2 separate regions of the Homo sapiens genome follow, and region 2 is linked to region 1. Evidence: read pairs that join two places in POLR2A ChIA-PET (ENCODE). Cell type or tissue: MCF 10A. All regions are shown on one strand. Links, peaks and the distances in the headings refer to the core of each region. The heading gives the core; the rest is flanking DNA.

Region 1 (12,948 bases), core at 4,847-9,846:
TTCTAGATGTTGCTGAGGTAACTGTAGGGTTCTTAATTGGCCTAATTTCAATATTGTTGTGTCTCAGGGAATAGGGAGGCGGGAGGAGAGGGAGAGATAAGGGAGGGAGTGGCTGGGCCATAGAACAGTCAAAACACACACAACTTTTATCAATTTAGTTTGCCATCTTATGTGGCACAGTTTGTGACACCCCAAAACAACTACAACATTAACATCAAAGATCCCTGATCACAGATCACTTTAACAGATATCAAGATAATGAAAGCGTCTGACATATTGTGAGAAATGCCAAAATGTGACACAGAGACTTGAAGTAAGCACGTGCCGTTGGAAAAACAGACTTGCTCAATGCATGGTTGTCACAAACCTTCCATCTATACAAGAAAACAGCAATACCTGTGAAACGCAATAAAATGGTGTATGCCTGTAATGACATTGCAATGAAATACAAAGATCACTTATTTACTTTTCCTATAGGTCCACTTTAGTTTTTCAATCCTTTCTGAATACACTAAACTCTGCCATTATCAGATGGTTCAGCTTTCTGAATAAAAACTCACACTCAGTTCTACTTCTCCTTCACCTGATTTGCCCTCCCAATCTCACCCCAAAAAGTTTAATCAGCTTCCATAGAGAAGTGCTCTCAGGAGGTAAGGCAATCCCTCTACTTTGGACACATAGCTAGAGACCATCTCCATATGTTTGGACTTGGTCTGGGCAGTTCTATGCCTTGGCTACCACACAGTAGGTCCTCTGTGAATGAATGATCTGTCCTCCAAGATCTGGCTTAAAGCCAGAGGCCAGAGTCCCCAGGTATAGTTATCAATTTGTTTTTTGTTTTGTTTTTTTTTTAAGAGATGAGGTCTTGCTCTGTCACCTAGGCTGAAGTGCAGTGGCACAATCACAACTCACTGCAGCCTCGAACTGCTGGGCTCAAGCAAGTCTCCCACCTCAGCTCCTGAGTATCCGTGACTACAGGCACACATGCCACCAGGCCAAACTAAGTCTTTGGTTTTTTTTTTTTATTTTTAAAACCACATCTCGCTGTGTTGCCCAAGCTGATCTCAAACTCCTGGTGTCAAGTGATCCTCCTGCTTTCCAAGTCACTAGGATTACAAGGCATAAGCCACTGCTAGTTGCTGATTCTTTAACAGCTTCTGAAGTTAGGCTGAATGGATAACCTTTTGCCTCTCTGTGCAAAAAAGCAATCACCTTGAGAAGACTTTCCCGTACTACAAAAGGTACTAATAAAAAATACGTTTTTATAACTCTTCAAAACTCACACTTAAATTGTGTGACTCAATTTAAAAACACAGACTACCAAATTGTAAAATACAAAAGCATCACTAATAAGCACATGAAAGATGCTTAGCAACACTAATCATCAGTAGAAATCAAAGCCACAGTGAGACAATGAGGTATCACCTCACAGGATGGCCCTTATCAAAAAAAAAAAAATAGAAAGAAAAGAAAATAACAAGTGTTGGCGAGGATGTGGGAAAAATTGGAACTCTTGTGCACTGTTGGTGGGAATACAGAATGGTGCAGCTGCTACAGAAAACAGTTCAGCAGTACCTTTAACAAATTAAAAACAGAATTCCCTTAGGATCTATGGATTCTCTTTCTGAGTATAGACCCAAAAGAATTTAAAACAGAGTCTTGAAGAGATATTTGCACACCCATGTCACAGCAGCATTATTCATGGCAGGCAAAAGGTGGAAGCAACCCAAGTGTCCATCAACACATGAATGGTTGGATAAACAACTTGTGGTCTATACATACAATGGAAGGAAATCCTGATACATGCTACAACATGGATGAACCTTGAGGATATTATGCTGAGTGGATTAAGTGTTCTGTCTTTTTTTAGATTCTATAATTCTCTGTTTGGCATCCATCACAGGGCCAGTTGCTATAAACTACATTGTATTATTTTCTGCCTTCTCGATGGTCTTAGATTTGTGGCCTTGCTGACTGGGGAAAGGCTGCATCTCCCAGGGCTAGTCAATTCTTAGAGGGCTAGTAAATTCTGAGGCCCCTGCCCCAGCACATCTTCCACAGGCAAACTCACCAACTCAGTGCCCACACCCCCAACCATCTCCTTTATCAAAAGCCAGTGTTCCATCTTGCCTTAAATCCACCCAGGGCCACCCACCAGACTGCTGTACCCCACAGCCTACCAGATTTACTCAAACTTGCCAGTCTTAGCTGCTCACCCTGTCCTACCTCACCTTTCCTAAGGAAAACAAAATAAGGGTTTGGCCTAGGCTGTCCCCTCACTCCTTCTGCCTCCTAACCAATCCTGCTGCTTCTCCATGTGGCCCTATAGGGTTTGGCATGCTCCTTCTTCTTAGGAAATTTAATAAAATTAAAATCCCTTGGGTACAACTGACACAATCAGTCAGTCACAAAAAGCCACATTCTGTATGATTCCATTTATATGAACTATCTAAAGTAGTCAAGTTCATGGAAACAGAGCAGAATGGGGGTTACCAGGGGCTGAGGGCAGGAGAAAATGGAGAGGTGTTGTTTAATGGGTGGAGTTTCAGTTTTGCAAGATGAAAATTTCTGGAGATTGCAGCACAACTAATGAGTTGCACACTTAAAAAATTTTATGTGTTTTTCACTACAATGTTTTTAGATGCTAAAAAAATACGTATTATTTTTTGAGACAGCATCTCGCTCTGTTGCCCAGGCTAGAGTGCAGTAATGCAATCTTGGCTCACTGCAACCTCTCTCTCCAGGCTCAAGCAATCCTCCCACCTCAACCTCTCAAGTAGCTGGGACCACAGGCGCACATCATCATGCCCGGTTAATTTTTGTGTTTTTTTGTAGAGACAAGTTTTTGCCACGTTGGCCAGGCTGGTCTTGAACTCCTAGACTCATGCGATCTGCCCGCCTCAGCCTCCCAAAATACTGAGATTACAGGCATGAGCTACCGCACCCAGCCAAAAAATAAGTTTTTAAATCAATTTTAAAATCCCCACCAAGAATCCTGGTCCAAACACCAATTCAAACTAGAAGGATGTAACCTTTGAAGTACACATGGTCTATATACTTAGCTGAAAAATGAAAAATGATCTGGTCTGGGATAGGAAGCAGCAGAAAAACCTAAAAGATAGTTGGGGGAAGCAGTAGGAAAGTTGGAAACTGGCTGCCTGTAAGTGTAATGCAGTCCACAAATATTCATTCAATCATCTGTTCAACAAGCATGTACTTAGTACCTACTATGTGCCAAGCACTGTTTTAGATGCTGTGCAAGTGGAAGTAAACAAAACAGATTTAAGACCCCGCTTACAATCTGATGTTTGTTTGGCTCAGTGTTCTTTAAAAATTTGAACATGTTGCCACCATTTAAACATCAAAATATCTCACATAAAAATACTGATTTCCATTAGTTCTTCAAAAAAAAAAAATCTGATAGCACTGGCCTGAATTTCAGTCTAGGCACAATTATCTAGGACTTAACTGACTACCCTCATTGACAGGGCAAGCATTCTCTTCTTGGCCACAGTCCCACCACTCTCTGTGTGCTACGGGTGTGCTTTACTCATTTACTCTTCCTGCCTAGCCCCATAGGCATTTGGATTTTTAACCTGCATTCCATCTTGTGCCTGGGCTTCCAAGTCAGATTTCACAAAGTTCGAATCCCACATCTGCTACTGCTAGCTGTGTCAGTTGAGCTATATTTTTTCTGTCTCGGTTTCTCGATCGGTAAAATGGGGGCAATAATAATGGTATCTATTTCATAGCGTTGTCATAAAGATTAAATGAGATAATGTGTGCAAGGTGGGTAGCACAGTGCTTGGCAAAAGTCGATTCTCATTAAATTCCTGATATTTTTATTATTTTTGGTTGCTGTGTTATTACTCTTGTTCACCATCACCATCATTAGAACCAGCAGCAGCAGCAGCAGGATTGCAAGAAAAATACTTAAAATAGGGACAGAATTTCAGGGCCTGCCCAATTGTGAAAGGTCCCCTTCTTGTACCATTCCTCCCCCTCCCTCAATTTTCCTTTTTTCTCTCCTTGTCTTTTTTTAAATCCAGGATAATTTTGAAAGTTGACTCAGTAACTCCAGGGGGTCTTTTACCATCTGGATGCTCCCAGGCTACAAATTCCAGAGCAGCGGGCAGAGTCAACATATAACCTCAGGGGGCAAAATTAACAGTCTGAGGTAGTCCTCAAACAGGATAAAACACCCTATTTTAAAAGGCAATAAACCTAGTGCTTGAAAGCCCTCAAACGCTCTACAAAGATATCATGAAGCCACGACTATGATTTTAAGACATGCCGCATGTATGGGTCCTACTGATGCATAAGAATTGCTCTGGGCCACTCACCCACCATCCCGTAGATGCAGCATTTGAGGGAAGATTTTCCAAATTTGCCATATAGACTTAGAGCAGTCCTCTATGGATAGGAAAGTATGAACCAGTGGTTTTACAACTGAAAAGGCACCAGGGAATTTGTAAAGGTGCAGATTGCCAACAGATTCCCAGACTCTCTCTACTAGACAGTCTGATTCCCTGAGCCTGGGGTCCCCCCTCGATGGTGCTGGTGCCTGAGTTTTAATGTGCTCCCGGGCAGGCGGGCGGGGCTGACTCAGGCAGTCCCCATACTACTGAAAATAATACTGAGGATGTGTGCCAACTCCTCCATCATCCAAACAAGCCTTCACCCCATGACCCCAGCTCAAACCACTTTGTGCAACACCACACATTTAAGGCTGCAAAAGAGACTTGCAGTGTGCCCTCCAGTCCTTCCTCTTTAGAAGGGAAATAAGAACTGTTGAGAGAATTGAACAAAGCAGAGAATCTGAGAGCCCCTAAACCCAGCATGTGGACCAGAGCAGGCACTGGAGGCATCGGTACAAGTCACATACTAAGCAGAACTTTGTTCGGTCGCCTGGCAGCTCCCCTCCTGTAGCCGACAATAAACAAGCATCCATCTCTCTCCATCATCCACTGCCGTGACCGAGCAGGACTAACAGCAAGAACAGAAATTCTTCCTCCTATTACATCTTCTAAATAAATCAAATGGCAACAGAGCCCAGGGAATGGCAGCTTTTCCATGCCTTTTGACCAGTCAACTATCAATAAATCAGGAGAGAAATCCCTCCGTAAGTAGAAAAAAGCCTTATTTCAGTGATTAAAGACAATGAAAAATTTACACATTAGTTAATGGAGTTTTTAAAAACTGAGTTCAGCATTTGGGAGAAAAAATACTCTTAGATGTAAAAGTATCCACTATCCACTAGGCACTTATTTTTTTTTTAACGATAATATGTCTATCTTCCTGCCAGCACCACACTCTTTTGTTTATTGGAGATTTGTAGTGAGTTTTGAAATTAGAAAATGTGAGTCTTCCTATTTTTTTCCAAGACTGTTTGACTACTAAGGGTATATTGTAATTCTATATATATTTTAGGATCAGCTTCTCTATTTAAGAAAAAAAAATAAGCCAGTAGGGTTTTAGTAAAGATTGCACTGAATCTATATATTGCTTTGTGTAGTGCTATCATGTTAATAACAGCTTCCAATTCATAAGTAGGGAATATCTTTTCATTTATTTAAATCTGATATTTCTGTCATTGACGTTTTGTGGTTTTTCAGTGTGCCTCCTTAGAGAAATTTGTTTCTAAATATTTCAACATTTTTAGTGCTATTGCAACAGGAATTGTTTTCTGAATTTCGTCTTAGCATTCTCTATTGCTAGCATAAAAACAAATGATTCTCAAATGTGAAGAAAAGAAAAAAAAAACTGAGTTCAGGATACTTACTGAATTTTTAATCCCATAAAAGGGATTTTCCTTTCTACTTCCTTCTCTTGAGAAATATCTTGCTATTTCACTGACCCTGGAAAAGTTACCTTTGGCAAAGTACAATTTTCCTGGAAAAACTGCAATTGGGCTGATATTCTCAGTTAGGCCTGCTATATCTGATAAAGAGCTTTGTACTCAACTTTTCAAAGCTCTTAATACCTAGGTATAATTTCCTGCACTCCTCTTTCGATAACATAAAAGCAGGAAGTACACCTCCACCTCACCCCAGAGGAGCTAGATTAACCCTGCCACTGCCAGGTTCTCAAGAAAATTTCTCTGTATTGGCACCTGCATAGCTGATGAGCCCAATATTAAAATAAAACAAATTTTTGCTTCTACAGTGTCTTCACCCTTCCTTTTTTCACAGTTGAAGCCACACTATTGAAGGGGTAGGAATAATTTCTCTATGATGCCTTGTGTGTTTTGGTTTTGTTTTCAGTGCCAACAATGCAAGAGGCCAAGGTACCATATATGAATTGAAAAGTAATTCACAGCCCTTCAGAGTATCCTTTGCAAGGATGGCAGTGACCAGTGAGAGACATTGCTGTTCCCACTGAAATATATTTAAAAGAGTCATCACTGTGCAGCATATGCTGGGCTGATATGACATCTGCCAGAAAGCTAGCATTCCTATAAAAGCAGACAGTTTATTAAGATATGTTGACTTTCCTGCTGGACATCATTCTTGCCAGATTAGCACCAGAGCAAAACAAACACAAAATGTGGTTGGTAAAGTTTGTTTGAAGTTACCTACTACTAACAGCTTACCGCAGCAATACATAGTATTACCAGGACTGTAAATATTTATTTTCCTTGGGTATAGATTCAAAGGAAATAGAAAGGCAATGTTTGTTTGAAAACACTGAATTAATTTTGATATTAAAAAAAAACTCAGAGAGGCAGGCAGGTGCTAAGTGTTCCACCTAGGGAAATTCTAATCTTTACAAACAGAAAAGGCACACACATTCCTTTGCTACTATCATATCCCCACTTGATAGCAATTCCTGTTCCCCACCCCACCCCACTCCACCTACGCTACGCACCAGGCATACTCCTCCTGGCTTCTGGACTATGCCTTGAACTTTAAGGCACCTGCTCTCCTCTCTCACAGTTCATGTTCCCTCTTTCCTCCTGGAGAAATTCTTTCTCATCTTCCCACCAAATATGTCCTATCCAACCTTCCAGGCCCAGCTATCTCCTCCGCTCCTAAGGCTGTCACCTGTCATCCAGGCAAATGTAATCGGTCCTACCTCTAAGCCTTTACAATGTCGTGTCCACATCTTTTACAGGGCAACTGCCAGCCCTGCACAGCTACCTCCTTCTGCCTCAAGGACATGGTCACCTCCATTTCTGTGAAGGCATGGTCAGTGTACTATAAAATTTCCACATAAACAAACTTTATGTATGTATGACAAAATGCATGATATGTCTTCCTTTCTGAAATAATTACTGCATCAAAACTTAAGGATCCTAAATGGAGAAGGGAAAAGCCTTCAAGTATGTCTCCTTGGCACACTAACCACCAAGGTTAAGATTAACTCAAGACAAAGTGCACATTGAATCTAAAGAAGCTTGAGATGGTACTGCTAGGTCAACTCACCAAATTTAATGAGCATAATATTAAAAAAAAAAAAAACATAAAGTAAGAAATACCCAAAAATCTAATCATAGCACTAGCCAGAGGCCATAAATGAAAATATGCAGGAACACATCAGCAAAGTGAAACTTACCTTTCTTCTGAGATGACATGGAAAGAAAAATATAACAGGAGGCAGGAGGAGTAGGGAGGGAAAGGGACCCTTCCCTAGTCCCTCTAGACTATACAAAGCTTTATATCCATGATCTGAGGCAGGTGGATTGCTTGAGCTCAGGAGTTTGAGACCAGCCTGGCCAACATAGCGAAACTGTGTCTCTATAAAAAATACAAAAATTATCCAGGAGTCGTGGCACATGCCTGTAATCCCAGCTACTCTAGAGGCTAAGGTGGGAGTATCACTTGAGCCTGGGAGGCAAGGGTTGCAGTGAGCCAAGATTGTGCCACTGCACTCCAGCCTGGGTGACAGAGAGAGACTCAATCTCTAAAAATAAAATAAAATATAGAAAGCTTATAATATAAAGACCTCTAAAGAAGGTACTTAAAATATAAAAAACTTATAAAATCCTCCCCAGAAGGAACAATGCGTTGGTATCTTTTCATAACCCCTGAGCTACCATATTTATTTCACCTAGCACATGGTAAACAATAAATGTTTGTCAAAAGATTGAACTGGGTACTGTATCCGAAAATCCACCATGGATGGGATGAATTTCTCTTCCCGAGGATGAAATTATTGTTTTGGAGAAGATGGGAAAACACATCATGTAAAAATGTCAGAGATATTTCTACCCAACTAAAATATGACACCAATATATCCAAACCACTACTCTCTATTCGCCACTACTAATAAAAGAAACTCCCTAACCAGATTCAGAAACAGCCCTTTTAGAATCTGATAAATGATATCCCCAGAATGACAATAGTTTATTTTTCACATCTTCATTTCATTAAGGTCATTAAGCATATTAAATATGTTACATTACATAAACTATTCCAAATATAGGCTTTTGTCTTGAATAGTATTATCCTCTATTATCCACTGTGGTAGATGATCTATTTCACAAAGAATGAAAAACAGTAGATAATGACCAAGGAATTTATTCATACAGAGAGGATGAGACTTCAAAAATGAACTTCCTCTGGGTTCTCTTGAGCCCAAGGACTGAAACCATTTAAAATCCCACTGGGCAGATGGGTTGGCTGGGTGCAAGTGGGACAGAACAAGGAAGGGGTACAGTTACCCTATTATTTGTGCTACTTCTAAATACAACAGCTATTCACTTTATTTTAGATAAAGTTATATTCAGCTAAACTGAAACAAAAAAAGAGGTAAAATTAAGTAACTACGCTACCCAAAAAAAAGTCTTTATGTTCAGGCAGCAAGATAAATAAATGTTAGTTTGAGGAAAATGTCCTAAGAATATCTGCCTTGTGTTCTGTTTTATATTTTAGGTATGTTGGCTTTAAACTAATTTCCTAGATAATTTGATCATTGCCTTTAATTAAAAAGAACAAAACGAAACAGGCCAGGCACAGCAGCTCATGCCTGTAATCCTAGCACTTTGGGAGTCCAAGGCAAGCAGATCACCTGAGGTCAGGAGTTCAAGACCAGCCTGGCCAACATGGTGAAACCCCACCTCCACTAAAAATACAAAAATCAGCCAGGCATGGTGGTGGGCACCTGTAATCCCAGCTACTTGGGAGGCTGAGGGAGGAGAATTGCTTGAACCTGGGAGATGGAGGTTGCAGTGAGCTGAGATCATGACACCGCACTCCAGCCTGGGTGACAGAGCAAGACTGTCTCAAAAAACAAAACAAAACAAAACTCAACAATCAAGAGGGAAGCACCTTTATACAGCATTGCATTCCTGTATCAAAGCCCTCACCACTCCAAAAATGATCTGATTGAGTCTGTTCCCCCACCCCCATCTCCAACTAGAAGCACCTTATTTATTTTCAGAGTTACTGCCCCAAACTTGCAACACAGTGAGTTCTCAATAATGCCTGCTGGTCCATAATATACTGAAGTAACTTCCTAATATACATTGATACATTCCAGGGACAGTTTCAGATACTAAAGCACTCTTATTTGTATAGCAGGCTAACACTAAATTATTCTTATTTACTTGTTAAACCAATCCTGCCTAGCCTTCTGCTAGGTGATAGAGATAATCGCTTGCATATACTGTTTTTTGAGTAGCATATTACATGAAAGTTCTTTCAAATTAATCTGGATTATTAATATTCACAAAGAGTTTTAACCCTCCCGCCCCATGAAATCTTTTATTCAAAATATAAGCAAGCAGGCTGGGTGTCGTGGCTCACGCTTGTCATCCTAGCACTTTGGGAGGCCAAGGGGGGCGGACGGCTTTAGCCCAGGAGTTCAAAACCACCTGGGCAACAAAGAAAGTTCTGTCTCTACAAAAAATAAAAAATTAGCTGGGCATGGTGGCTAGCGCCTATAGTACCAGCTACTTGGGAGGGTGAGGTGGGAGGATCCCTTGAGCCCGCGGGGTTCGAGGCCACAGTAAGCTATGATCATGCCACTGCACTCCAGCCTGAGTGACAGAAAAAAACCCTGTCTCAAAAAAAAAAAAAAAAAAATATATATATATATATATGCAGAATATATGCAGAACAGTCAGGTATGAATCAGTCTGTCTGCCCATCATTTGGTAGAGATGCAATGAGAAAATGAACAACAGCTAAGCCGGCAATGACTTACTGACCCCAGAGCTTACTATGTGGCAGGCTTTCTTGAGGAGAAAAGGTTATGAACGTCTTATCCAAAGAAACTGTCCTCTTTTCTTTTGATTCTCTACAAACTACATCTAAACCAATAAATATATAGTAACAATAAAAATGACGAAACTGAGAAGGTTTTAGAATGCTTTTGTTTTAAATTAGACTGTGGTAAGCAATGGAATCAAGTCATCAACTCCAGCATAACAGATACAACACTAAGAATGGTGGAACAGAAGTTTTGATTCAAGAAAGTTACACAAAAAGAATGAAGAATTTTCAGCAAAACAGAATTTAAATACTTCAGGATGCCTGGAATCTAAAAGAAAATGTCAAGTAGTTCAGCAGCAGGTGGGAACAGAAAGGGGCTCATTACCTTCCTCATGAAACTCACCCATAACCACTGCACTGATGGTCATCTCTCCACGGTAGGAAGAGAGGAGCAGGCTAAATGCAATCTACAGGCCCCCCTCCAGTCCCCGCTTTTACTGTTCTGCATGCACCATATACTTTCCTCCATCACTCTGACTTGTTGAGTTTATTGGGATCAGTCTTGTGTTTAAGTGCCTTGTAAATAAATACAAAACATTTCACCAGTTCACTCAAATGTTTTACTGCCTGACCTCCTGCTTGGAGGTTACACATGGAGCTGATGAAAAGAATGTCATAAGCATTCTTTTCTACCCACCTGGACTAAATTGTTATTTACCCCAGGCCAGTGTCTCTTTAAAGAAGCTAAAATTGCCTTCCGTCTTTCTGTAACACTGGGGTAAATAAAACAGATTCACAATGCCTAACAGCTCCACATGTCATTTCACAGAAGGCATTTGAGGGAAAAAGAGTCATCTGTTTTCCTAAGTAGAAAATGAAATTTATCTTTGGAGAAATAACAGTTTTTTTAAAGGAAGCTCAATGCAATTTAAAAAATAAAAACATGTTTTCTTGAAAACACATGAATCAGTGAGAGATCCATGGCCCACATGGCATGTTAATCGCTTTATAAAAATATTTCTCATATAAATGCATACACGAGTATGCTGTTTTCACAAAGTACTTGACGGCCCCTTAGTTAATGGCAAAAAGGACTTCTCAGATACCTGCTCTAGCTAAGATATAGAAAAGAGCCCTCTGATATAATCATCCAATTAAAACGGCAGATGCCTTCCTTGAGAGAAAAAGATGTATAAATACTAAATGTGACAGTATAAACAGAAACAAGAAAGAACGGCCAGGCGTGGTGGCTCACGCCTATAATCCCAGCACTTTGGGAGACCAAAATGGGTGGATCACCTGAGGTCAGGAGTTTGAAACCAGCCTGGCTAACATGGTGAAACCCCATTTCTACTAAAAAATACAAAAAATTAGGTGGGCGTGGTGGCGTGTGCCTGTAATCCCAGCTACTCAGGAGGCTGAGACAGGAGAACCGCCTGAACCAGGGAGGCGGAGGTTGCAGTGAGCCGAGATAGCGCCACTGCATTCCAGCTTGGGCAACAAGAGCGAAGCTCCATCTCAAAGCACACCCACACACACACACACACACGAACAAAAGAACTAGAAGACTTCAATAAGAAAAACAACTAAAGGTAGGAAAATACGCAGTTAGGAAAAGTATGGGCAGAACTGATGCAGCACATCCCCCAGTTGTTTGTCAGAAGGTACCTAAAACCATGTTTCATAAGATTTTTGTTGTTTTTTTTTTTACTTAATCTTCAACAAAATATAAATCTGAAGCTTTTTTTTTTTTTTTTTTGAGATGGAGTCTTGCTCTGTTGCCCAGGCTGGAATGCAGTGGCACGATCTCGGCTCACTGCAACCTCCACTTCCCAGGTTCAAGCAGTTCTCCTGCCTCAGCCTCCCTAGTAGCTGGAATTAGAGGTGTGCACCGTCACACCCGGCTAGTTTTTGTATTTTTAGTAGAGACAGTTTCGCCATGTCGGCCAGGCTGATCTTGAACTCCTGGCCTCAAGTGATCTGTCCCCCTCAGCCTCCCAAAGTGCTGAGATTACAGGTGTGAGCCACTATGTCCAGCCTGAAGCTTCTTATATCATCTTTTCCCCACAACTATGAGAGATTTCATACCAGTCATGTAGCATCTTAAGGATCAAAAGTAGCTTCAATGGAATATGGAAACCTACGGCAAGTTTGGAAGTAGGTACAATCACTACCAAAGTAAGCTTTGATTAAATTAATATCTTGTTTTCAAAAACAGTAACTTGCAAAATGGCCAGTCAACAAATAGCTAATTCAACTCAAATAACTATCTGTGTTCAGAAAAGGAACAAGCAGGATACAAACATCCAAGCCCGCAGAACGTAACCACTAAATATATATGCAATACCTGTTTTCCATCAGGTTCTGAAACAAATTCGCTGTCCTAATTATATTCAGTTTAAACCAGCGTAAAAAACAGTTAACATTCATTGAGCCTACACCAAATGGTGGTAAGTGGAGGAGGTTGCTGAGAAGTGCAGTTAACCAATTCAAGGCCGTTTTAAATAAAGGACAAGAAAAGTGAAAATGAAGACCACCAGAGGGCAAAAGTAAAGACCGCAAGCAGTAAAAGCTTTACTTATAAACAAAAGACAACCAATTGTGAAAATAAATGCCATGGTGTTTTAAAAGACTTAATGTGGGCAACTCCTTGTTTAGGACGGCATAAAATTGCAGGTGATATCAATTACATTTAAAATGCTGGCAAGATAAGACTGAGGAGAAAGAAGGCAGTCACTCGGCCTATTCAGAAGCAGGGAAACACTAAATCGAGATCTTTTGAAATTGTGGTGGT
Region 2 (11,934 bases), core at 3,171-8,170, 220 kb before region 1:
GGTGAACACTGGGAAGGAAATACTGGAAATTGTTGACCAGTGGAGTCACCATTAAGCTGGCCTATTGGCTGGGCGCGGTGGCTCATGCCTGTAATCCCAGCAGTTTGGGAAGCCGAGGCGGGCGGATTACCTGAGGTCAGGAGTTTGAGACCAGCCTGACCAACATGGTGAAACCTCATCTCTACTAAAAATTCAAAAATTAGCTGGGCATAGTGGCGGGCGCCTGTAATCCCAGCTACTTGGGAGGCTGAGGCAGGAGAATCGCTTGAACCCGGGAGGTGGAGGTTGTGGCGAGTTGAGAGTGCGCCACTGTACTCCAGCCTGGGAGACAGAGTTAGACTATGTCTCAAAAAAAAAAAAAAAAAAAAAAGATGGCCTGTTGACCCATAGCCACAACCAGCAGTTCTCAACCTTGGGTTCCCCAGAATTAATGATGGGGTCTGGGATTAGTTTTCAGTATTTTTCAAAACCTAATGGAAATAATATAATATACCTACACAGGTAAACCTTCTTCAAAAAAGAGCCTTTTCTCACTCCAAAGTCTTAGGCACTTTAATATTCTTTTAATAAGAAAAAACAAATATTTATAGAGAGAAATGGAAGAAAACAGAATTTTCCACATTGCAAGGATATCAGGGTTCCTTCTGCCTTTTACTTTCAGCACAATTGTTTCAACAGCAGCAAGGAGCCATCCTTTAAGACTTCAAATGTGCCAGTAACTCACGTTATTTTTCATATGCGGGGAACATAATTTCTGTTATAGCTTATAGGGGCTCAGTGACCAAGCTGCACGTTTGGAACCGATTTCAGATGAAAGAGACAGAATAACAGCAGGATATCCTGAAGTGAAATTCAAACCCTGGTGAGTTAAAACCACCATCTAACACCTTTCCCTCCCGAAGCAATTGCACAGAATCCTCTCAATCAAAAAAAATTCGAAGAACCTGTATAAAATGGCATTTCTTTAAATCATATTGCTCTTTGCAGCCCATAAAGCATTTCCAGATACATTCTTATTTTGATCCTTCCAAGGATGGCTGGTATACACAGGGCCTTATTCCATTTTACATAGAAAGAAACTGAGTGTTAGAGAAGTTAAGTGGTTTCTCTGAATTTCACACCTTTTTTGTCAAATATTTATTGAGTGCCTCTTAAAGGCCGGACTCCATGACCTTCAAGGATGGAGCCAAATCTCCCTGTTCCTCGTGTGATCTTCCTGTGCCCCCCTTTGGCCTGAACCTACTGTGTGGTTCACCCAGGGACTTCACCCTACATTACTACTGTGTGGTTCCCTGGAGACTGGGGGCTTAATCCGTCTCTGATATCTCCTTGATTGAATAGAATTTATAATTGGCCAACAATTTAACAAACGAATGCATTGTTTAAAGAATTATTTAAAGTTTTAAAAAATGTTTGATTCAGCCATCTTAGATCTATATTTTATGCTGATATGGACTTAAACATGTTGTTTTTATTATAATGCTTTGAAATTTGCATAAGAGCTACACATATTCTTTTATATGTATGAATTATTATGTAATAAAACATAAAAAGAACATGAGGCTTTGGTCCTTTTGTAGGCTTGGAATATTTTTAATATTACGCTAGGACTAAACCAGAGTTAGTCATCTCAGCCTTTATACCTACATATAAAGAGTTTGTTTCTGTGCCGTGTGATAGGGCAGCATCAGCCCATAGTCTTTTTTTTTTTTTTTTCCTTAAGCAAATCCATTCTTCAGGATCTCTCTCTGCAGAAGTTAAATCTCTTGAGTTGTGGAAATGGAATTTATGGTGCAGCTATAGGAGGCAGCCCCTGGTTGGTATTCCTGTAGAACAGGCAAGTTGCACACCACCTGTGAGAAGGTTCTTGTAAAAATATGTTAAATTTCTTTGAGAAGATCCAGGGCTCACTGCTATAGTTTGGCAGGAACCTGGTCTTTGGGAGAACTCAGAATTGGTGAGAATTCAGGACAGCAAAATTGTCTCTTTTAGGATTTGATATAGTGAGAGAATTGCAAAGGAAGTTTCTACTGTATTTGGGTGTTTTAGGCTTACTGCTTTGAACTTAGGTTAATATTCCCTCCTCTTTTCCCTGTCAGTATAAAAATATGAAATAATTACTGTTTTATGCCACTTTATTTCTGTCCTCGAAGGAAGCAATCAATAATTAAAAGCATGCTTTGTCTTCCTGGAGTCATGAATAATTAAATTGACTCCCCCCATCCACACACATCTTTTTTTGGACCTCAGATGTAGTTGAGGTAATCATACTTCTGAGTTCAAGGCATGCTTTTATCTGGTATATGCAAGGCAAATTTGATTTTTCAGAATGTTCCCTCTCATTTCCTGCTCTTCTCACAGACAGCTCCTCTATGGGTTTGGTTACGTATCTTTGAATACATGTGTATGTGTGTCCTGATGATCACTAGGGAACTAGACACACCTAGAACAAGGCACCCTGATTTTACTTGGCAGATTCAGACCTTGAGCTCTCTTCTGATCCTCCTGCTCACTCAGCGTTTTTCTGTGGCTGTGTCAGGGCAGGGGCCCCTGCACTGGCCCCTTCCTCCTGATGAGTGGCCTGTTCTGACACTTGAGGGAGGCAGGGCATTTTGAGGTCTCCTTTGCCTCTCAGGAACTTGCATTGTTAGCCCACCCACATCCCCAACCTTCACTTCTTTGGATTTCTAGGAAATCTGCAGTAGTTTAGGGGTGCAGTCCTTTGGCAGGGAATTAACTGAAGTACCTGCCTTTTCAGGGGTTGAACCCATGACCTTGGCCTCATTAGAGCTCTAACCAGTCACAAAGCACACACCTCACTTTGTGTAACTTCTGCTGACTTGTTCCTGCCACCCTCCGCGGCTTCCTATTCAATTGCAAAGGCGTTCACACCAACACAATAGAACAGAAGGAAATCAGATCTCTTCAAGACTTCTCTGAAGGACAGAAATATGCAATTTAGCAGGAAAATAATACAAAAAAGTCTTGAAGGTTCAGGAAACAACTTATCTTTCTAGTCCGTACATTCGCTGAGAATCCAGCTGTGTCTCTCAGATTCTTTTTCAATCAAAAATTTAAAAATAGCGTGGAACTCCTTGTGTTAATTTATTAACATAAAATCTAGCGACTCTTGTACATGAAGTGGAAGGTTTCGGATGACTAAGTGGAAATATTGTATGTATGTTATTAAAATGGATTGGGTTAGCTTTTATAGAAAAAGTGGATCTGAGAATTCATAAGTGCTTATCTTTGGCAAGTTTATAGTCCCTAGAGATAAAAATGAATGCGTGCTATAATAACAAAGACACTGTTGTGTCTTAGTGAGTGCACTGTGATGCTCAGGGTGTGTTGGTGCCCAGGGGACGCGGAGTCACCATGGAGGAGAGGAGAAACAAGGACAACTCCCTAGAGAAGTGAAATTCACACAGGGCTTGAAGACCTGAATGTATCTTGGGGGAGGGACGTGGTAAGATAATCTGGCTGTCCAAAAAGATACAGGTTTTTATTAGAGCCAAATAAAAAGCTCAAGGATTTTATGTCTTGGCACTTGGAAGGAGTTATGTTGAAATCTGTGTTCTGTTTAATCTGAGTACCAAGAAAGACTCTTCAGGGATGTAGGTACTGGCTCATATTTTTGATGAGATGGGGATTTTTCTTACTCTGGTGATGTTTGGATAGGAAACATTTGCTCATTTGCCACCTGAAAAATCTCTTCTCTGTCAATTCCGTGAATCCATGGTACAGTGACAGTTGCTGTTCACAGTGATAGCCTCATATGCTCTTAAAACCTCACCAATAAGACACATTTAATTATGAGCCAATAGTATACTCCCTAAGGGTAGGAATTCTACTTTTTAACTCAATCAAAAACATTTGTATTTGTGGACACTTAGTGGGTTCTATAGTTCTGGAAAACAACTCCAAAGAAAAGGAACAAAAATCCCTACCACCACGGAGCTTATTTTCCAGCTTTTATTCATCTTTATTTTACCTCCAGTTCCTTGAACTTTGTAAGGCTTCAGCAGATGCTGTATAAAAGGCAGGAAGATTTGTTCTTTTTCTTTCTTCTGGTCATCCAGGTATGTCATGAAGAACATTCTGTTAACCAGAATGTTTAACCATGTTGGGACTCAGAAAATGATACCCCGAAGTTTGGCCCTTTGGCATACAGAGCACTTTCCACTGAAGGGGGTTGGAAGGGCCTCAGAAGCGAAGACTCTGTGACCTACCCTGCCCCTCAGTCTATTACCATTATTAGCTCATACCCTTTTGTCCATTCTTCATTGAACCTCAGCATAAAACTAGGCAGTTTTCCTTGAGTTCTTGAGTTATTGGGCTCTCATTTTGAAGGCTCTTGTTTTACGTAAAAACTTTGACTAAATACATTTGTTATGTTTTTATCTTGCTAGTATGTCTTTTCTTCCAGGGGTGTTGGCCACGACCCTTATGATGGATGAGGAAAGACATCACATCTTTCCAGTCCTACAACTACAACACCCTGTCTCATGACTGACACAAACTAAGAGAGAGCTTCGATCAGATACTACTTAGGTCCAATGAATTGGCAACATCCCTATGTTGGTTAAAATAGCAGCAGCTCTGGGTAGATATATTTTAGAAGTTAATGAAATATGGCCTACCCATACACCTGAGTAAATATTTTAAACAGCACTCTAAAAAAACCTTTAGGGTTTTTGTTTGTTTGTTTGTTTGTTTTTTAACTTTAAAACATTCAGGTTAACAAGGAAGTAGGGATTTAGGAACAATCTATTTATTTCATCCAATATTTAATTGATTTCTGCACATGTTCCAGCTTTACAAGGCACTCAGCTACTAAATATTTTCTAGGGTGAGAGAGAGAGAGAGAGAGAGAGAGAGAGAGAAGCCCACCTCTCTTGATCTTCTCTGTCTGTGAATCTGAGGACGCCCCTGATAGAACTCCATGGTAGAGTCGGGGCTTCCTGATGGACACCCTCAGGCCAAGCCTCAGGAGCCATATCTGAGTCTAGCTTGCTCTGCTGTGTTATTTTCACTCTGGTCATCCTAAATTGTTTATAGTAATGAATGCACACATATACACACATGCACACACATATATGCACCTTGCTGATTCTCCTCTCTATGTCCCTCTTTGCCTGGCTCACTCCTTTGGTTCTGAGAAATCTGTCCTGATTTCTGCAGTCTGGATTAGTTCCCTTCGTCTTTGCTCCCACAGCACCTCATACAAACTTCCTTTATCACACTTGCTCCTTGAATGCATGAACTAGGTCTTACTCATCTTTGTAACCCCAGCGTTTAGCAAGAAGACTAGCCTCTGTTACTGCAATAAATATTTGCGAAATATATTAGTCTCATTTCTGCATCTTATCTTACTAGTGGCCCTTTGCATAGGCCTCATCACCTCTCTTAATATGCAACTGTTCATTCTTGGAAATGAATCCTTGTAAATACTCTCAGAACTCTTCATTGACTCCCTGCTTTCTTCAGGACAAGTTCCCTACTAAGTGCCCCTCCCATCGTATCCAGCATTATCCCTCACTGCATTTTGACTTAGACTCCAAGTTCAATTTGGGTGGTCTTTGCAAAGCTGAAGAATGTCATTCTTCATTCTTCCTATTGTCTATTTGTCATCTAGAGTACTTTTCTCTGTAATATTTCCTTCCTTATCCTCTGCCTCCTTCCTAGGTAAGGCCTTAGAGCCTTCAGTTTGTTTATACTCAAGAAAGATCCAGCTCAAATTGCATCTCTTTCCAAAGCTTTATCTTTTTCTGTTTGTGTGTGTGTGTGTGTGTGTGTGTGTGTGTGTGTGTGTGTGTGTGTGTGTGTGTGTTTGAGACAGAGTCTCTCTCTGTCACCCAGGCTGGAGTGCAATAGCACGATCTCTGCTCATTGCAACCTCCGCCTCCCAGGTCCAAGCGATTCTCCCGCTTCAGTCTCCTGAGTAGCTGGGATTACAGTCGCTTGCCACCACGTCTGGCTAATTTTTATATTTTTTCATAGAGATGGGGTTTCACCATGTTGGCCAGGCTGGTCTCGAACTCCCGACCTCAGGTGATCTACCCACCTTGGCCTCTCAAAGTGCTGGGATGATAGGCATGAGCCACCGCACCCGGTCCAAAGCTTTTTCTTAACTACTTCAGCCCACACAGCTTTCATTTTATTTATCGACTTGTTTGTATTTATTTTACAATAATTTAATATTTACATTTTTTGAACATCCTACTATTCCAAGCATTGTGCTCTCACTGTGGAGTTTCAGAGATGAATAAGACAACATGCTCAGTAAGTGCTATTTCCCTAACTTCTGTATCTTCAAAGAGCTCAGTCCTAGGGGTAGCTTTCTGCTCTCAGTTCCAGGTCGTGTGGGCCATTTGGATGCTGAATCATTTTGCCTGATATTTATATTTACCACTCTCATGTAGGCAGGGCAGATTTCCCCAAATAACTCTTTTTTTGAGATGGAGTTTTGCTCTTGTTGCCCAGGCTGGAGTGCAATGGCGCGATCTCGGCTCACTGCAACCTCCGCCTCCCAGGTTCAAGCATTTCTCCTGCCTCCGCCTCCCGAGTAGCTAGGATTACAGGCACCCGCCACCACGCCCAGTTAATTTTGTATTTTTACTAGTGACGGGGTTTCTCCATGTTGGTCTGGCTGGTTTTGAACTCCTGACCTTAGGTGATCCGCCTGCCTCGGCCTCCCAAAGTGCTGGGATTACAGGCATGAGCCACCGTGCCCAGCCACTCATTTTTTTTTTTTTAACAAAAATATTATTTCCCAGTATGGCTGTAGCACAGTACTTTTGTACCTAGCAAATAACACTTTTGAATAGAAATTACTTAGCTATGATAGATTAACATGTCTTCTTACTGCCTCATGTGCAAGGTTTTACAGTATTAAAAATGTTCTCCGTTCAGAGAAATACAAATGGAATCAATAAGGATTGAAAGAAAAATGTCTGCTAAATCTGTTCAAACGGTATCCGATCAGTTTAAGTTTTCAAGGTAAAGTCCACAATTCGGGGTAATTCGCCTAAACAAATTGGTAATTCAATTTTTTATATTTTGTTTGCAGGAAAATAAAACTGAGGGGATGAGAGAATCTCAACTCTTAAAATTCTTCTGTAGGCAATTAAAAAGATAACATTTTCCAGGCCAGGCGCGGTGGCTTACGCCTATATTCCCAACACTTTGGGAGGCCAAGACGGGCGGATGGCTTGAGGACAGGAGTTCAAGCCCAGCCTGGCCAACATGGTGAAACCCCGTCTCTACTAAAAATACAAAAATTAGCTGGGCGTGGTGGTTCATGTCTGTAATTAATCCCAGCTGCTTGGAGGCTGAGGCAGGAGAATCTCTTGAACCCGGGAGGCAGAGGTTGTAGTGATCCAAGATTGTGCCACCGCACTCCAGCCTAGGTGACAGAGCAAGACCCTCTCTCAAACAAACAAACAAAAAACACACATTTTCCTGTAAGTAAGATTCAGAACAGTTCTGTCTGGACAGGTAGTTAACACATGTTTTGCTGCAGCAGACCTGACCATGTTCTGGGAACTCACAATTAGCATTAGACTATAAAGGAATTTTTACCATGGTTTATTTCTGTTTTACGGACAGAACGTTGAAGTGAGGAATACTGTTAGGAGTATTTTAAGTTTTCAAGTAGTTAAATTTATATTACTTTGGTTTTGTCATTTTCTTTGATTTTTAATCACGTGAGTTTTATGCAACAGCAAGCATAGGGGAATCTAATAATATTGGTATTCATTACAAAGTACTAATAGTAACATCTGTCATTTAACTGGAAGAAGCGGTGGATATTATTTTATTGTCAGTTCCTTTATGAGAGAACTGAGTTAGAAAGGCATTCGTTGTTTCTTTGCTTTTGACTTTTCAATCAGAGGGCATTAGAGAAGTAAAGATAAAAGTAGCAAGGAAGTGTTACTCTGACCTTGCACAAAAGTTAAGACAGAGCATTTCCAGAGGAAAACATGAGATTTTAAAAGTGTGTACATTCATTCTTTGGACGAGCTTTAACTGTTAGAGATTGTGCAGGGCCTACAAGAGGAGCTTCGGATATAGGTGTTGTCCAGGGGCTGAAAAGGAAATGTAATGTTCACTGTTTCACAGGCTAAATATTTCTCTCCTATATTCATAAGCTTCATGAATTTTTTTTGCTTTCTAAGGCAAAGGTAAATTTTGTCTGGGCCAGAGCCTGCATGAAAACAAATCTGTGTTATTTTATAACTAGGTCAGCCATTACTCTGACCACCAAGCCCAGCTTCCTCCTTGTAAATTACAGCTCCGGTTCCAATAGTTGGGAAAACCTATTAGTTGCTACCTTACTGCCCTAAATATTTCCTGCCTCCCCAAGAGGATGCGGGCTCTAACTTTTAACAAGCCTCAGAACAAAGCCTGGTGCTGAGCGAAGGTTCAGCACAGCCCTGGGAAGAAGCCCCCCGCTGCACGTGGGTCCCGTTCACTGTTACATTGTGGATTAAAGTGATGTATGGAGCACCTTTCAGTATTACAGAAAAACCTGTAGCCTGAGTATTATCCTTGTCCCCTGACCAGGGTTATAATAGGGTTCTGCCACAATTCCTCCAATTTTTATTTCTCTTAAACAAGATTGGAGGCCTTGCTAGTATAACCACCCTCGCTGGGTGGGAGGCTAACTTTGTTTCTGATTGTCTTATTTCAACCTATGGTGAAGTTATATTGCACTGCTGGGGCTTTTTTCCCATTCTCTTTTTCATTTGGCTGGGGCTGCCTCTGTTCAACAGAGCATACTTGTCACTTCTTCTGTCACCATTAGTTAAAAGTAATTGTTATTGCAAACCCCCTCTATGCCAGTATCATTTTCTTTCATGGTGAAACCCACTAAGCATTCATTTCAGTAGCAGAAAGTAGGGAGCTTACAGAATCAAATCCTTTTGATCTAGACCAACAGCACCTGCGGCAACGCATTAACTAGCAGGAGTTGTTAATTACATTTCTAACTTGTTGATCTTCATGGTTTCCGATTTTTAAAAGCAAGGAAATTAATCACTGTGTGTGTCTCCTCCAGTAGGAAATGACAGGAGCGTGTCTTCTAAGTTCTGTTCCAGTCAGTAATAATCAAATACTTGCATTTTCCTGTAACATTTCTTTTCTTCCTTTGTGGATAGAACTATTTCTTAAGTTCAAAGAGCCCTTCTGTTCACAGTAGGGTAGATATTTGCCCATAAAACAAAGGCTTTAGAAACATAGATCCTCTAGCTATGAGTCTGAGTGAGACTGTGCTGATGGTATTTCAACAGTTGACATCACTTTAAAAAAAAAGCACAAAGACTAATTAAAAGTGTAGTAGTACCCAGCATTTATTGAACGTTTACAGTGTTCTAAGCAATGTATTAAATGTTTTGCTTGCATTTTCTCATTTAACTTTCATAGCAAACCTATGAGGTGGAAACGATATCTTTATTTGACAGTGAAGGAAACTGAGGTTCAGAAAGGACTAGTAACTTGCCCAAGATCACATAGTACATCAAGTACCAGAAAGAAAAAAGGATTTGAGAGAGGGAAGTGGGAAGAGTAACTCATCATATTCATCCTAAATTGTGAGACAGGAATCAAGAAGCAGCAGAACGAAAGCTGAGGTTTTCTTTCTTAAAACTTGCACCTGCTTCTAGGATACTTGATCTTAGGTTAGAAAAAGACAGGGTCAGCTACTTTATTCTTATGTAAATGTTCATCATCAAGGTAGTTAAACAACCTGATCCATCCTGTGATTCATTCTTAAGAATCTCAGAAAAATCTAAACAATCTGCCTTGCAGAGTGCTTCAACTGTATACAGCAATTTCCACACGAAAAAGCCACTCCACCCAAATGTGTTACCATAGGCCTGTGGCTCCGCATTCTAGAAGCACACTGGAATCTCCTGGGAGCTTTCTAAAAGTCCTAGTGCCTGGGCCCAACACATACCAATTGAATGAGAACTGATGATCCCTGCCCCAGACAACCAAGGTTGAGAACCACTGTGAGAGGTTATTAGTGATTCACTCTACACTTCTTTTCGCTCCATTCCTTTGGGGGTTATTTCAGGTTTTTTTTTTTTTAAGGAAATTTTGTTTTCTTTATTTTGCTCAGTCTTTTCCCAGACTTCCTGAACAATTCAGATCAGATTACATTGCAAATGAAAAATTTACGACTGTGTCTTTTGTAGGAACGGAGTTTGTTCCAAATGCTTTGTATAGTCCTACAGCGAAAATGGATAGCCCATATGAAGTTTCTCTCTGGCTGTAACTCCTCAGTCAGCAATAGTCGAACACTCATAGGATCTCTCTCCTCTCTCAAGCACATATACTGCACATACACAGTGCAGGTACCAGCTCAGCAAGTTTTAGTTTGAATTTCAGCCATGAGACTTATGAAGAGTTTAAATCTCTCGCTAGCTCTGGAAAGAACTGCAGCACATATCTGAATAATTTAAACAGGGCTTCATCCCCGCCTCCACCCCACCACCTCATCTAGAATTGCTTAAACCAAAATAGATCAAAGGCGATTCTTATGTTATTCACTATCAGTAACAGTAGCTATCAAAAACTGTTAGCTTTTCTTCTCTGCTCTGAAGGCAAGCTGGCCCAAGAAGACCTATGTTAAGAAAATTCACACTGCTGAAAGAAATTAGAGATGACACAAACAAATGGAAAAACATTCCATTCTCATGGATTGGAAGAACCAATATTGTTAATATGTCCATACTGCCCAAAGCAATCTACAGATTTCAACACTATTCCTACCAAACTACCAAAGTCATTTTTCACAGAATAAGAAAAAAACTTTTCTAAAATTCATGTGGAACCAAAAGAGACCCCAAATAGCCAAAGCAATCCTAAGCAAAAAGAACAAAGCCAGAGGCATCACATTACCCAACTTCAAATAATACTGTAAGGCTATGGTAACCAAAACAGCATGGTATGGTTACAAAACAGAGACATAGACCAGCAGAACGGAATAGAGAACCCAGAAGTAAAGCTGCACACCTACAGTCATCTAATCTTTGACAAAGTCAACAGAAATAAGCAATGGGGAAAGGACTCCCTATTCAATAAATGGTGCTGGGATGACTGGCTAGCCATATGCAGAAGAATGAAACTGGACCCTTACATTTTACCTTATACAAAAATTAACTCAAGATGGATTAAATATTTAAATGTAAGACCTCAAACTGTAAAAATCCTAGAACACCTAGGAAATACCATTCTGGACATTGGCCTTGGCAAAGGACTATGACTAAGTCTTCAAAAGCAGTTGAAACAATACTTGAAAGTGGGACCTAATTAAGCTAAAGAGCTTCTGCACAGCAAAAGAAACTATCAACAGAGCAAACAGACACCCTACAGAGTAGAAGAAAATATTCACAAACTGTGCATCTGACAAAGGTCTAATATCCAGAACCTGTGAAGAAGTTAATTCAACAAGCAAAAAACAAGTAACCCCGTTAAAAAGTGGGCAAAGAAGACATACAAGTGGCCAATAAACATGAAAAAATGTTCAACATCACTAATCATCAGAAAAATCCACATCAAAACCACGATGAGAAACCATCTCACATCAGTTAAAATGGCTATTATTAAACAGTCAAAAAATAACAGATGTGGCTGTGCATACTGGCTCACATCTGTAATCCCAGCACTTTGGGAGGCTGAGGCAGGAGGGTCACTTGAGACTAGGAGTTTGAGACCAGCCTGGGCAACATAGCGAGGCCCTCATCTCTACAAAATAGCAAATTAGCCGGACATGGTAGTGTGTCCCTGTGGTCCCAGCTACTTGGGAGGCTGAGGTGAGAGGATTGCTTGAGCACAAGAGTTTGAGGCTGCAGCCATAATTACAAGCCATGATCATGCCACTGCACTCCAACCTGGGCAACAGATTGAGACCGTGTCTCCAGAAAAATTAAA

The links. ChIA-PET counts read pairs that join two places held together with the same protein. Peaks named below come from ENCODE experiments on the same cell type or tissue, not always from the same donor. Only the 100,000 strongest peaks of a DNase experiment are listed, where the experiment ranks them.
Region 2: POLR2A ChIA-PET joins it to region 1 with 5 read pairs; 2 of 35 experiments call an interaction of 5 or more read pairs at or near these places.

The regions. Positions count from the first base shown.
Region 1 is chr1:214,510,042-214,522,989 of GRCh38, forward strand. The region is part of intron 1 of PTPN14 (protein tyrosine phosphatase non-receptor type 14); the gene reads right to left. Among named protein-coding and RNA genes, the nearest start is that of PTPN14, 35 kb to the right of the region's middle. RefSeq lists a silencer at 4,505-4,799. In MCF 10A, for the core only: no CTCF peak of the experiment used is centred there; no DNase peak of the experiment used is centred there.
Region 2 is chr1:214,287,239-214,299,172 of GRCh38, forward strand. The region is part of intron 1 of SMYD2 (SET and MYND domain containing 2); the gene reads left to right. Among named protein-coding and RNA genes, the nearest start is that of SMYD2, 12 kb to the left of the region's middle. In MCF 10A, for the core only: no CTCF peak of the experiment used is centred there; a DNase peak (open chromatin) is centred at 5,283.